Regions from separate parts of the Homo sapiens genome. Here all the other regions are linked to region 3. The links are chromatin contacts, found by Hi-C or POLR2A ChIA-PET in ENCODE. All regions are on one chromosome and are shown on one strand. Each heading gives the region's core, a stretch centred on a gene start or an enhancer-like site at or near the end of the contact. The rest is flanking DNA. Distances are from core to core; before and after follow the strand shown.

Region 1 (4,214 bases), core at 583-3,082, 3.5 Mb before region 3:
GAATTTCTAAGAAAAGTCCCTACTGATTTTCTGGATTTCACGTAACTCATAAACTAAAATACATTTTTTACCTGGTTGTTGCGGTTTTCCTGCAGCGGAGAAGTAGCATCATCAGGAAATGAGCTTACATTTCTCCTCTTCAGCATCTGGTCATCCTTCTTAGCTTTCCTCAGCTCCACATTGACCTCTATTCTGCGACGCCTCATTTCCTTGAGAAAAGATAACATGCCGTTTCACCTATCACACCAGTTTTTGTTGCTAAGTGAGGGCATTTTTTTTTTAAATACCTCAGTTTTCACCCCTTTCCAAATGTCTTCCCATTTAAATACCACCACAGGAAAGCAACAGAAGGTACTCACTGTACTGTCTTTTCCCTTGTTCTTGAATCTGTGAAGACGGGCAGCTGGTGTATTAGCATTCTCGTTGGTGGACATGGTTATGAGACAAAGGGAGAAAGCTAAAAGATGGGGGAAGAGAAAAATATTTCCTTTATCATTTTCCTTTGTCAATAATAGTACCAAATAAGAACTGAATTATCAAGCATCTACTGAATCCACACCTGTATACTAGAGGGGGGATCATCATGTTTTCGGCACTATGAAATAGCTTTACCCAAAGGGGAAGTGTCCCCCTTCCCTCTAAAGGGCTGAGACTTCCTGGAGAGGGCTCTCCATCAGAAATAGAATGCAAGCTATATAAATTGAAACTTCCTAGTAGCCATATTTTTAAAAAGGAGAAAAGAAACAAGTGAAACTAATTTTAATAATGTATTTTACTTAACCCAACATATCCAAATAGTATTTCAACGTGTTATCAATATATAAAATAACTGACATCTTCTACATTCTTTTTCCATACTCCATCTTTGAAATCTTTTGTGTACTTTAAGCTTACAGCGTATTTCAATTTGGACTAGCCACATGTATCCACCGTTTCTGACAGCCTAGTTCGATACTCCAGAGTCCCTAATAGTTAATTCAAGACAAAGTAGGGGAACCAAGTCAACTTACAGCTAAAAATTATGTGCCAGGGCAATAAATTCAGATCCTCAGGAGGCTCTCCCTATTTTACTGTCTTTACTTGGCCAAAATAGGTGCAGACTCGAAAATTAAATAAAAATTTGCTTCATCATTACATTATGGTCAACATTAAAAATGCAGTGCCGCATCTCGCATATTTGATTTGCATTTCCAGAGACTAGGAGTGAATGCGCTTAATTAGGATGACATCAGCTGTGCGTCATTCAGAAGATGACAAAAGTCAAAGCCCTCCTTACAATTTGCTATCTTTGCTTTCATTACGCTCGCCTACGACTTGGTGGCAGAGCCACCCCCGGGGCCTAGGTGTCAGAGACGGTGCTCCCAACTGCCACCCCCAGCCCCTGCCCCCACGCCGGGGAAGATGCAACGAGAAAGGAGGAGGCGAAACCAGGGCCGCCACAAGTCCTCCCGGGACATTCGCCCTCAAGCCTGGCTCGCTCCGATTCTCCCGGCCGCGACGCGTTAAGGCCTCCGCTGCCGTTTGCAGAGCGTCGGCGCCCTAAACCCGCAGACCCCGCGAAACTCAGCCGCCTGGTCAATGAACGTCGCCCCCGAGGCCTAGTCAACGCGGGAGGCAGAGCCAGGCTCGGCGTGGACCCGGGGCCTCCCTCCCCCAACCCAAAAGGCGAACGCCGCCCACGGGCAAGCCGTTAGCGCTCGGGCCGGGCCGCCGCCTGAGTCTGTACCTGCGAAGCGGGCCTGGGCTTCCACGGGAGGCGATGCGGGGGGAATCAGCGGCTGTAGGGCGACTGCGTTCAAAGGGTCCACCTCGACTCAGCTCAAAGACCGTGTGGCTCGTGCAGCCGGCCGGCGCGATTTAAATTTCCCGGTGACTCCGCATTCCGATTGGCTGGTTCGAGCCTAAGCTGTGTGCCCATTGGTGGATTTGAAAAACACGTTGGGAGGGGAGGGAGTCATAGGGCTTGGGGGCGAGTGGGAGGGGGGAAAGAAAAAAAAAAAAAGAGGATGGCATCGCGAGATGAGGGAGCGGCCGGGCGGTGAGGGAGCGGCCGGGCGGTGAGGGAGCGGCCGGGCGGTGAGGGAGCGGCCGGGCGGTGAGGGAGCGGCCGGGCGGTCCCTGAGCGCCTGGCGGGGCGGAGCGGGAGGACTCCAGATCCCGTCAAGCAGCGCGAAGGGGCGGTTCCCTGGGCCGTTCGTGTTTCCATAGGGTTGAAGCGTGCATGGTCCTTGGGCGTTTTCCTGGGCGACAGCCTTAAACAAATACCACAAAATGATTCTCTAAGTCATTATTTTAAAAACTTTGTTGTTGATCTTCATGAAAATAAAAAAATTCTAATTAGTAAATAAGTAATCTTTATAGAAAAACATATTGCTTTGCATTTTTTTCCTATTATGACACCCAAAGTACTCGGCGGGGGTTTCTGGCTACTATGGGAGGGAAGATTTGTGTTATATTTTTTAGTTTAGTTTTTTTTTAATTGCATCATAAAAGACTGTATAGAAGCCGCAAATATGGAAACAAAAGGTTTCTTATGCCTGTTTCTCCAAAAACTCAAGTTTTTTATTTTTAAATAATTTCAAATGCAGCAGAATTGCAAATCTTTATCCAGATTTGCCAAATCTTAACATTTTGCCACATTTGCTATTGCTTTCTCTATACATATATATGTATACATATGCACGCGTGTACATATGTGTGATTTTAATATGTTACTTTAAGAGAAAGTTTCAGAATCATGTCCTTTTTCCTCTGTTTCACGGTGTCTCTCCTAAGAAAAGACATTCTCTTATATAACCACACTGCAGTCATCAAATTCAGAAAAACTGAAATTTCATGCTGTTGTTTAGTATGTAGTGTGTGTTCAAGTTTTTTCAATTGTTATAGTAACATTCTATGCTCATTACACATTTCTGAATTTTGCATTTTTTGCCATATGCTCAAACGAACAAACAAAACAAAGATGGTCAACAGAGCATCAGGATTCTGGGCCATTTTTGTTTCTGCAATTTTTTTGTGTTCTAAAAGATTACATTTTAGAAAAGTTTTCATGGTTTATTTCTTACTATAAATAAATTCAAACAGCAAGTTTGTCCATTTTTGCAGGCATTAATGCCAGCCTCATTCATCGTAAAGCCAGAGTTCATAAAGGGTTGGACCTACTCTTAATCAGCATAATCCCATCCCCCTAAATGCAAGAATGTGGAAGGAATTCACCCCTAAACCAATCACTGTGTGGCATTCTCTCAGCTACTGAGAATGGTTCAGGGGCAGGCACATGACCTAAATTCATCCAGTTGGACAGCCTCTGCCTTTTGTTTACTGGTTGGAGGTAGGAAAGCAGCCTCTGTTCTTCTGAACTAAGGGATGTGAGTCCTAGAAATCTGAATAAGAAAACTGTAGGGAAACCTTGAGAGGTCTGACCTGCTCTATCTCTGAAGGTTTGCAGGTAGGAGATCCGATACACATTTCTTTTGTATTGTCAAGTTGAGTTTCTTCTCTTTTTTTTTTTCTTTTTTTTCTTTTCTTTGAGACAGGGTCTAGCTCTGTCGCCCAGGCTGGAGTGGAGTGGCACGATCTCAGCTCACTGCGACCTCTGCCTCCTGGGCTGAAGCCATCCTCCCACCTCAGCCTCCCAAATAGCTGGGACTATAGGTACACACCACCACGTCCAGCTAATTTTTGCATTTTTTGTAAAGACAGGGTTTCACTATTTTGCCCAAGCTGGTCTCGAAGTCCTGAGCTCAAGCAATCCACCCACCTCAGCCTCCCAAAGTGCTGGAATTATAGGCCTGACCACCATACCAAGCCAAGTTGAGTTTCTTTTGCTTGAAAATACTGACTACTATGTGCCCAGAAGTGTTCTGAGTGTTTACCATATATTAATACACTTGATCTTCACAACTGTGAGGTAGTACTGTTATTTGCTCTATTTCACAAAAGAGAGCACTGAATCACAAGTGTTTATGTAACTTGTTCCAGGGTCACACAGCCAGTAAATGGCAAAGACAGGATTCAGCCATAAGCAGTCTGGTTCCAGGATCTGTGTTCTGAACCACTATTCTGTACTTGCACCTAAAAACAACCTGAAACAGAAGTATAATGCCCAAAATTGCCTTTGAAAGATACGATATCGTCGGGCACAGTGGCTCACACCTGTAATCCTAGCACTTTGGGAGGCTGAGGTGGGCAGACCACCTGAGGTCAGGAGTTCA
Region 2 (4,285 bases), core at 403-2,902, 3.7 Mb before region 3:
AGCCTGGGCAAGAGTCCAAAACAAAAAAAAAAAACCTCACGGTGACCACAGGAGCAGGACCTCACACCCAACTTCCTTCTTTTGGGGAATAATATTGGCCTGGCACAGTGGCTCACGCTTATAATCCCAGCACTTTGGGAGGCCAAGGCAGAAGGATTACTTGAGCCTAGGAGTCTGAAATCAGCTTCGACATCATGGCAAAACCCCATATCTACAAAAAAATTAGCCGGATGTGGTGATGTGCACTTGTAGTCCCAGCTACTTGGCAGGCTAAGATGGGAGGATCATCTGAGCCCAGGAGGTCGAGGCTGCAGTGGGCCGTGATCGTGCCACTGCAGTCCAGCCTGGGCAATAGAGACTCTGTCTCAAAAAATAATAATATGAATTAACTCATCAGTGCCACATGAAAAATACTCATCGTTTCTAATGTGACTCAAAGATCTTCAACATCAAATAAAAACAAAACTAATGTAAGCCCTATCATTTCTGCAATTTAACTGCAGGCTGAGAAACTACAGCTTAGCCACTGAAGTTTATGGCCTCAAAGTCATGTCACATTAGGGAAGACATCAGATGACTAATCAAAAGCCAGCCTCACAATGACAGGTTTCTTCCATTCACATCGTGTTCCTATATAGAGCTTTCATCCTTCCTCTTGAATGGGTCCGATGTTCCACCACGAGGCTTTTTGAATTAAGGAAAAAGTTGAACATCTCTGTCTGGATCATCTTTGTCATATTTTCTAATTATTTAGATTTTGCCAGTTTAATGATAGACGATTGATGGGAAAACTTAAGCTAATGTCTGTTCTGATTGAACCTATAAATTCTGGGGTTGAAGAGGCTGACTAAAATTCCAGACCAAATGTCTCTGTACTCAAAGCTCTGATATAAGCATAGGCTCATCCTCACTCCTACACAACTGGGCTGAAATCTGACTTCTACAGGACAAAATATAAAACAAGATGTACCTTCCTGTAGTCTACCTACCTTGATTAGGAAGGAAGGCTCCCATGGAAGCTTTTAACTTACAAGGACGGACATGTCTGGGCCTGGCTGGAAGAAAGTTGTGGAGTGTGACTTCATCTTAATATTAAAAAGGCAGTGTGAAAGGTCAGGAGGCCTCCTCTTGCCTCCCAAGCCTAATCTAGGGAAGCTGCGGGAGAAGATGGGCAGGGGGCGCAGAATTCGGTCACTGCAGTGGGCTGGAGGCCTAGGATGCTTTGGTCCCAAAACCAGAACATCACGGGCAAACGGGAAGGAGCTGGCCACCCTGGCTGGTTGCCTATAGCAACTCGCACTGTGGGCTCTGGTCCATGCAGACACAACCCAGTCTCCAGCTGGGAGTGGAGTGGGGGTTCCCCAGGGACTCTCGCTTCGCCTCTTCTTCCCCAGGAGCCTCGGGAAAGGCCTCCCTGGCTCCCTAGAGGCACCGACCCCGCGGACCCCGCGGCTTCCGCCACGTCCGCCCCTCCTACATCCTCATCCCGCTCCACCGACCGCGACCGGCCCCCGCCTCTACGACCCGGCTACCCTGCCTAGGGGCCCCGGCCCAGCTCTGACAGCACCCGCGAACCGCCCTGACCCGACAGGCCTCGATACCACCCACCCGCGGCAGCCCTCACGCGCATGCGCACCGCGTCCCTTCGCACTGCGCCACGCCACGCCCACTGGCGCCACGCCCCTTACGCCACGCGCCGCGCCGCTGCGTCGCGCACGCCCTGTGGGCCCCGCCCAACTCACGACCCACCCATGCCACGCCCCTGAGCGTGCGGCCGCCTGGGCAGGCGCAGAGCTGGAGTTCAGCGGCCGCGACCCGCCTCTTCCAGAATAGAGGGTAGCGAGGGGACTACAAGCCCCAGCTGTCCACCCCCGCAGTCGCCGATTCCTCGCTTGCGCTCGCGGCGGCTCCGCGGCCCGGTTCTCGAGAGCCACAGATGCGCCCGCGTCGCTGGGGTCTCCCGTGTGGGAACGTCCTCGGCAGGCCGCGGGTTTGAGAGGCATCGCCGGCGTGACGAATGCAACCAGCGTGGCCCCAAATGAGTCGGCGGCCGCCGCAGGTTGACGTAGAGCCGCAGCGCTCCCCGGGGCCGTCACCCTCAGCACTTTCCCTTCTTTATTTGTTGGGGGCCGCGGGGGCTGGAACCCAGAAGCGCAAGTGTGGGGCGCGTCCTCGTGGCGTCCCTGGCGCTCCGAGGCCGAAACCCGGATGCTGAGGGGAGGCCGTGAGCTCGGAAAGGCACCGCGGGGCCGGCATTAGGGCTGAGCTAGCTCTGTACCCTCTGGTGGGACTTTCGGTCTCTCTGGGCCTCGCCATTCTCTTTCTTTTTCTTGCTTTTTTTTTTTTTTTTTTTTTTTTGGAGACGGAGTCTTGCTCTGTTGCCCAGGCTGGAGTGCAGTGGGACAGTCTGGGCTCAGTGCAACCTTTGCCTCCTGGGTTCAAGCGATTTTCCCGCCTCAGCCTCCCCAGTAGCTGGAACTACAGGTGCCCGCTATCACGTCCGGCTAATTTTTGTTATTTTTAGTAGAGATGGGGTTTCACCATGTTGGCCAGGCTGGTCTCGAACTCCTGACCTCAAGTGATCCGCCCGCCTTGGCCTCCCAAAGTGCTGGGATTACAGGCGTGGGCCACCGCGCCCGGCTTTTTTTTTTTTAATACGGGTTTTCACCCTGTTACCCAGGCTGGTCTCGAACTCCTGCGCTCAGGTGATCCACCCCCCCGCACCCCGGTCTCCCACAGTGCTGGAATTACAGGCGTGAGCCACGGCGCCCGGCCTGTTATTTTGAAGTCAAGCTATTTTACCATCCTCTGGATTTTCGTCATCCTAATTCTCCTTCCCAGTCTCAAGGAAAGACAGGCACATTTTCTTGATGACTTCAGCATTTGTAACCCCTTGTTGGCTCTCCTTAGAGGACATTAACTCTGAACCTTTCAACTTCGAGGATCTCTTTAGCCCTTCCTTATTTGTTCACTCTCCTGGATCATGAATTCTCCAAATTTGTCCTTTGAACCCAGTGCCCATATCCACCCTCACCTGAACCCATTCTTGAATAAAATGCATTCCTACCATGACTGTTCTCAAAGTTTGAAGTTGAGAATACCGATGCGCCACTCCTGCTTCAATGCTTGAGAAGTCGTGGGCTTTCTTCCATGTGCCTTTTGACTGGGCGCCTATCTCCCGACAGCCTGAGGTGGTGTAGCATAGGGGCGAAGGTGGTCTGTGCTTGAATCCCAAAACCCTCACTAGCGTGGGACCTGTGTCAACTACTTGACCTCTTTTGTAAAACGGAGACAATTACAGCACATCTTTTTTTATTATTATTACTTGACACGAAGTCTCGCTCTGTCATCCAGACTGGAGTGCAGTGGTGCGATCTCGGCTCACTGCAACTTATGCTTCCTGGGTTCAAGCGATTCTCGTGCCTCAGTCTACAGAGTAGCTGGGACTACAGGCACACACCACCACGCCCGGCTAATTTTTTTTTTTTTTTTTTTTTTTGTATTTTTAGTAGAGACAGGGTTTCGTCATGTTAGCCAATTTTTGTATTTTTAGTAGAGACGGGGTTTCACCATGTTGGCCAGGCTGGTCTTGAACTCCTGACCTCAGGTGATCCACCTACTTCGGCCTCCCAAAGTGCAGGGATTACAGGCGTGAGCCACCGCGCCCCACCTACAGCACATCTTAACAGAATTTTAGGGATCAAATGAGTTCCTTTGGATACTGTGCCTGTTTTTGACTGAACAGCTGTCTTCTGACATCCTGAGTGGCTTCTTTAGCTTAGTTGTCACCTCTTCTATAGCCTCATCCTGCCTCATGACAAAACTTTACTTCTGCCTGTTCATTGCCTTGTGTGTACATAATAATACTGCAGTTGTCCTTGTCACAATGATTGTAACCTATTTCTTACATGTCACCCTTACTCAACTGCGAGATGCTTGAGGGTAAAGACTCTCTATACGAGGTGTCTGAAGCATAAAAGGTATTCACTAGATTTTCAGTCAGTTTTTTGGTATTCATTAAAAAGAACTTCATTTTGCGTTTAAACTGTTTAAATTTCTAAATCATGAACTTTGTACTTGCTCACAAATTTTAGGATAGCATTATTTCTGCATGGTCTAATATTTATTTTCTTAAATAACTGACCAGGCATGGTGTCTCATGCCTATGATCCCAGCACTTTGGGAGGCTGAGACAGGAGAAAGGAGAATCACTTGAGCCTAGGACTTCCAGACCAGCCTGGTCAACATAGGGAGACCCCATCTCTAAAAAAAAAGAAAAAAGAAA
Region 3 (4,651 bases), core at 2,069-4,568:
ATACATATACCAACCTGTTATGTGAGACAAGCTGACCTGCAAGTAGTCCAAGGCCAGTGAATCAATTACTGCTTGTACATTGTGTGCATCATCTTCTTGACTCCTAGGAATAACTATGAGGTCTGGGGGGGGAAAAAATCACATAATTTTGTATCCATGAGAGGCCAAGTTTTCATCTCATTGTCTCTGACTAGGCTACTGAATATGCTCAACTGCTATAAAGGCTCTGCCCAAACAGAACATGCTGTAAAGTACAGATAAAGTTAATAAACCCTGAACTCTACACAGCAGAATCTTTACTGGTTGAGTATTTATTGATTGAACCGATTTATCAATATTAGACTGGTTGAATACGGTTGAATATTTATTACACCATATATATATATATAGATATATAGATATACATGAATATGCTTTACAAGAAGCACCATGTTAAGGAAGATAAAGTGGTCCCTAAATTCAAAGACAGCTAATAGTCTAATAAGGGAGCCAAGACATGATACTTTAACCCATAACTATGGGCTACTTTCTACGAAGAAAAAAAAAACACAGCAGGCATTCAAGGAGCGTTCTTATATATACACATATGTATGTTTATTTATTATTTATTGAGACAGGGTCTCGCTCTATCGCCCAGGCTGGAATGCAGTGGCGTGATCTTGGCTCACTACAACCTCCACTTTCCCGGCTCAAGCAATTCTCTTGCCTCAGCCTCCCAAGTAGCTGGGTTTATAGGCGTGCACCACTATGCCTGGCTAATTTTTGTATTTTTAGCAGAGATGGCATTTTGCCATATTGGCCAGGCTGGTATTGAACTCCTGGCCTCAGGTGATCCACCTGCCTCAAGTGATGAGCCTCCCAAGGTAATGGGATTAGAGGTGTGAGCCACCGCGCCTGGCCCTTATATGTCCTTTTGAATAGCCAACTAGAATTATTGGTATAAAGATTTAAAAGGTCAGCACAGGCTGGACGTGGTGGCTCATGCCTGTAATCCTATCACTTTGGGAGGTAGACGGGAGGATCACTTAAGCTGAGTTGGTACCACCCTGGTCTTGAACATAGTGAGATGGTGAGCAAGATGAAAGGACATATGCGCTTATTAACTGTCTTGGTAAATGAGGTTCATCATCTACAAGCATCAATTCTTATCCCTAGCACTGGTTAAGTAACAGAATCCAATAAATTCCCAAGCTCCACTCAATTTTACAACCTTTGAAGGTACATTTACAGAAAAGATGCAACTTTCACAAGGCAGTAGCCATGATTAGGTTAAGCCGTGATTATCAGGAGCCCTCAAACTGATCTGCTCAAGGCCGTTATTATGAGTGGGTTCCACAGGGTATTCCTTAAGGAATACAATATTATAATTATACAATATGTGATATTAAATACAATTTAATATACAATATTTATTTTAATATTGTATATTAATATAGAATTTAATATGCAATATTAAAAAAAGAAACAAGCAAAGAGAAAATGAAATTTTATAAATATCAAAGAATCTAACTAAAGGACTAAAAACTTTTGGCCTAAGATATAGGCAAAATTACTCCTGCTTTTAGTATTCTTACCTGGTACCTTTTCTCCCAAAATAGACTGATAAAGAGCAATAAAAACATTAGCATCACAGTCTTGAAGTTCATGTATTCTCAGATGTATATGACACTTAAAAAGAAGGTTATTGGCAATGGTTACCCACTCTGTTGGGAAAAAGGGGGAAAGATCAGTCTTAAAAACCACCAGAAAAAAATCACACAGACATTTAAAAAATCCAACAACCTCCCCCCCAACAAAAACAGACACTGAACTTTGCAGAAGATAAGGAATTTGATTGTTAGAGAATTTCAAAGACCCTTTAGGCATGGTTTTTAAAAAGATGTATTTAATTTCTTGGGATGATTTCCAGAGTGCTGTAATTTCTACATAGTCAAAACTATACTGCAAATTCAATTGATACTGTTGCAGCCTAAAATCTTAAGTTACTTATATAAGCCTTACATGGGTGTTTTTAGTTAAAACATATTTACAAGTAAACAGGAATATTATGTCATAAACAACAGTTTAATGATAATCCGAGGTTACCAGAAACTCATTAATGGAGGCTGCTTCGCACTTGCAATAGTATTGGTCTTGTGTTTACCCAATTATCTTGTGCAAGTCAGGGTTTCTCTGGTGCCGGAAAAAGTGGTGATTAAACTTAGGCTGTTAAGAACTGGTATAATAACAACATCAACGGTAATGCATTTGTTAGTTTTTCTTTTTTATTATATCGATCTATATGAAAGAAAATATGGGAAGTACATGAAGCTCAGAATTATCAATACTGTTGACGTTTCCTGCGTACCACATTCTCCTCTCCCCTAGATATTGCTGGGATTTGCAAAGTTTAACGGTTTCTGTACCAAAAGTAACTTAGCTTAAAATACTTGTTCCTTGAAATGCCTGGGAATTGGTAGGAAAGCACTTTCAATCGGTATTAGAAACAAACATCTCCACTATGTTCTGGACACGTAACGTTCTGGAAACGAATGAGAGTGTATTTTCCATGCACATAATCCCCCTCCCCACGCCCATTTCTCACAGCTGGCCAAACCATGACAACTGGTTTGTACGCAGTCCTTGTGAAAAGGATGAAAGCGTCCTAGACAACCAAATTAATTCGCTCTTCAAAAGCGGTGCTAGACAAAGCCCATGACTCTAGAGGGCACTGAAGAGAAAAAAGCACAACTATTCTACAGGGGCATATTCTACTATTCTGCAGGGGCATAATAAATCTTAAGAATGCTGTTCCTTTAAAGACCAATACAAAAGCAGGTACGACCTCAGGGCCCATAGTGCAAGGGCGGAGGGCACACGGACAGCGGCTAGACGCCCCACAGAAAGACAAGTCCGGGGACGACCCTTCTGACCGCTCTTTTTACAGCCAGGACCCAAGTGTCCTACCGGCCTCGCCCCAGTGCCTCTCTCTCTCCCACAGCATACTGCTGTTCCACGGCCTCGAAGCGAAGAGGTGGTGAAGCTGAGAGACCCTATCCAGGGAACCCGCCAGCGCGACGCGGCGTCTGAAGGTCACGAGCCCCGCCGACAGCCCAGACCCAGTCCGGGCTAGCCCGAGGCCTCCCTGGAGGTGGACGGTTTCAGTCCACACATACTGGGACCCCAGGGAGACACTCACCAGCATCCGAGCCTGCCATGTTTCAGAGGCAGGTCGCCGCCGGACTCCGACGCGGCCGGGAAGGCGACGGTGTCCTGGAAGGACCGATCCACGCAGACCCGACACTGGGGCGCGGACGCACGAACCAAAGCGCGGGGAAGGAGGCGTGAAAGAAGGACGGACGTTAAAAGAGCTTCTCGCCGCTGATTGGTCATCAGAGGAGCACTTCCTTTCACAGGACGTGAAACGGGGGCGGTTTGGGAAGTTTAGAGACCATTCTCCGCCGACCAAAACCCGTCAAAGGATTATCAGACACGCGGGTCGGACGGTCCACATCAGCCGGCAGCCCGGGCGGGTCCCGGGGTGCGAGCAGCGCACTTCCGGTGAGCTATTTCGTTTTGTATCCCTCCGCCGACGTCAACGGGAAAGTAGTGCGGACCGCTCTCTCGGTGGTCCGGGGTGGTACAGCCACGTGACAACGCCAGGCCCCGCCTTCCCCCTCTTTTGGTTACAGACGTGAGGGCTCTTTGGAGACGTAAACATCTCCGAGTGGCGAGGGTGGGCGGGGCTGGGCTTGGGAAAGGGCGGGGTGGCTTGCTTGAGGTGTGGAAAGACCAGAAGAAGGTGAGGTCAAGAGAGTGCAGAATGAGGCATTCCAATGGTGGGTGGGCCCTGACCTGAGAGAGTGGCGCGGGGAGGGGTGAAAGCGCGGCGATCCTGGAACGCCAGCGGGCGTTGCGGCCTATGCGCGAGGGGCGGGGCGATTAGGTCATAGAGCGGCTCCCAGCGTTCCCTGCGGCGTAGGAGGCGGTCCAGACTATAAAAGCGGCTGCCGGAAAGCGGCCGGCACCTCATTCATTTCTACCGGTCTCTAGTAGTGCAGCTTCGGCTGGTGTCATCGGTGTCCTTCCTCCGCTGCCGCCCCCGCAAGGCTTCGCCGTCATCGAGGCCATTTCCAGCGACTTGTCGCACGCTTTTCTATATACTTCGTTCCCCGCCAACCGCAACCATTGACGCCATGTCGGGTTATTCGAGTGACCGAGACCGCGGCCGGGACCGAGGGTGAGTTTGGGAGCCGAGCTGTCAGGCCTGGCGGGTGGGGGGATGGGAGGGCGGGTCAGGGTGGCGGCCGGCGGGGGCTTTGCGGCTTGGACTTGGCCTTTCCGGGCTATCTTGGGACTTCCTTTCCCGAAGGCTTGCGCCATTTTGATATTCACGTCACAGTGATTGGAAGAGATTTGACGGTGTAGTGTCTTCAAGCTTGCTTTTTGTGTGGGGATTGGGGAGCTGTCGGGGCGGCTGCCATTTGGTAGCTGTTGAGGGAGTTGAGAGGGAGCGTATTGTGCGGATGAAAGCGGGACGCTTCGAGGCAGACGAAGGAACATCTGTTAGGTGCGGCGTTTCGGGAGGTGTTTTTGGGGTGGCCGGGCATTCTGTGGGAGCGAGGGGACCACTTCCAAAGCCCTGGTGCTGTTGGGGTAGGAGGGCGGCCGG

The links. Hi-C counts contacts between places; a loop is a spot of excess contacts on that map. ChIA-PET counts read pairs that join two places held with the same protein, here RNA polymerase II (POLR2A). Pooled maps may share reads with other maps.
Region 1: a loop to region 3 is called in a map of naive thymus-derived CD4-positive, alpha-beta T cell, with 15 times the contacts of the local background. The contact joins the promoter of KPNA2 here to the promoter of CEP95 in region 3. A Hi-C loop is called at or near these places in 1 of 168 maps with a recorded cell type or tissue (naive thymus-derived CD4-positive, alpha-beta T cell), 1 of 37 single-sample maps with no recorded cell type and 7 of 50 pooled maps. POLR2A ChIA-PET finds 5 or more read pairs at or near these places in 2 of 52 experiments (Caco-2 and activated CD4-positive, alpha-beta T cell).
Region 2: a loop to region 3 is called in a map with no recorded cell type, with 17 times the contacts of the local background. The contact joins the promoter of AMZ2 here to the promoter of CEP95 in region 3. A Hi-C loop is called at or near these places in 2 of 37 single-sample maps with no recorded cell type and 11 of 50 pooled maps.

Annotation. Positions count from the first base shown.
Region 1 is chr17:68,033,353-68,037,566 of GRCh38, reverse strand. KPNA2 (karyopherin subunit alpha 2) reads right to left here and starts at 1,832. Exons shown (of 11, transcript NM_002266.4): 1 at 1,727-1,832; 2 at 360-457; 3 at 72-209. The coding sequence starts at 434. RefSeq lists enhancers at 1,300-1,519, 1,539-2,086 and a silencer at 2,050-2,099.
Region 2 is chr17:68,245,410-68,249,694 of GRCh38, reverse strand. AMZ2 (archaelysin family metallopeptidase 2) reads right to left here and starts at 1,652. Exons shown (of 7, transcript NM_016627.5): 1 at 990-1,652. RefSeq lists silencers at 167-216, 1,526-1,825 and enhancers at 2,040-2,585, 2,586-3,132.
Region 3 is chr17:64,505,644-64,510,294 of GRCh38, reverse strand. CEP95 (centrosomal protein 95) reads right to left here and starts at 3,318. Exons shown (of 20, transcript NM_138363.3): 1 at 3,179-3,318; 2 at 1,575-1,703; 3 at 15-122. The coding sequence starts at 3,197. It overlaps DDX5 (DEAD-box helicase 5), which reads left to right and starts at 4,006. Exons shown (of 13, transcript NM_004396.5): 1 at 4,006-4,219. The coding sequence starts at 4,176. RefSeq lists enhancers at 2,706-2,815, 2,528-3,144, 3,126-3,215, 3,416-3,655, 4,356-4,485 and 1 more.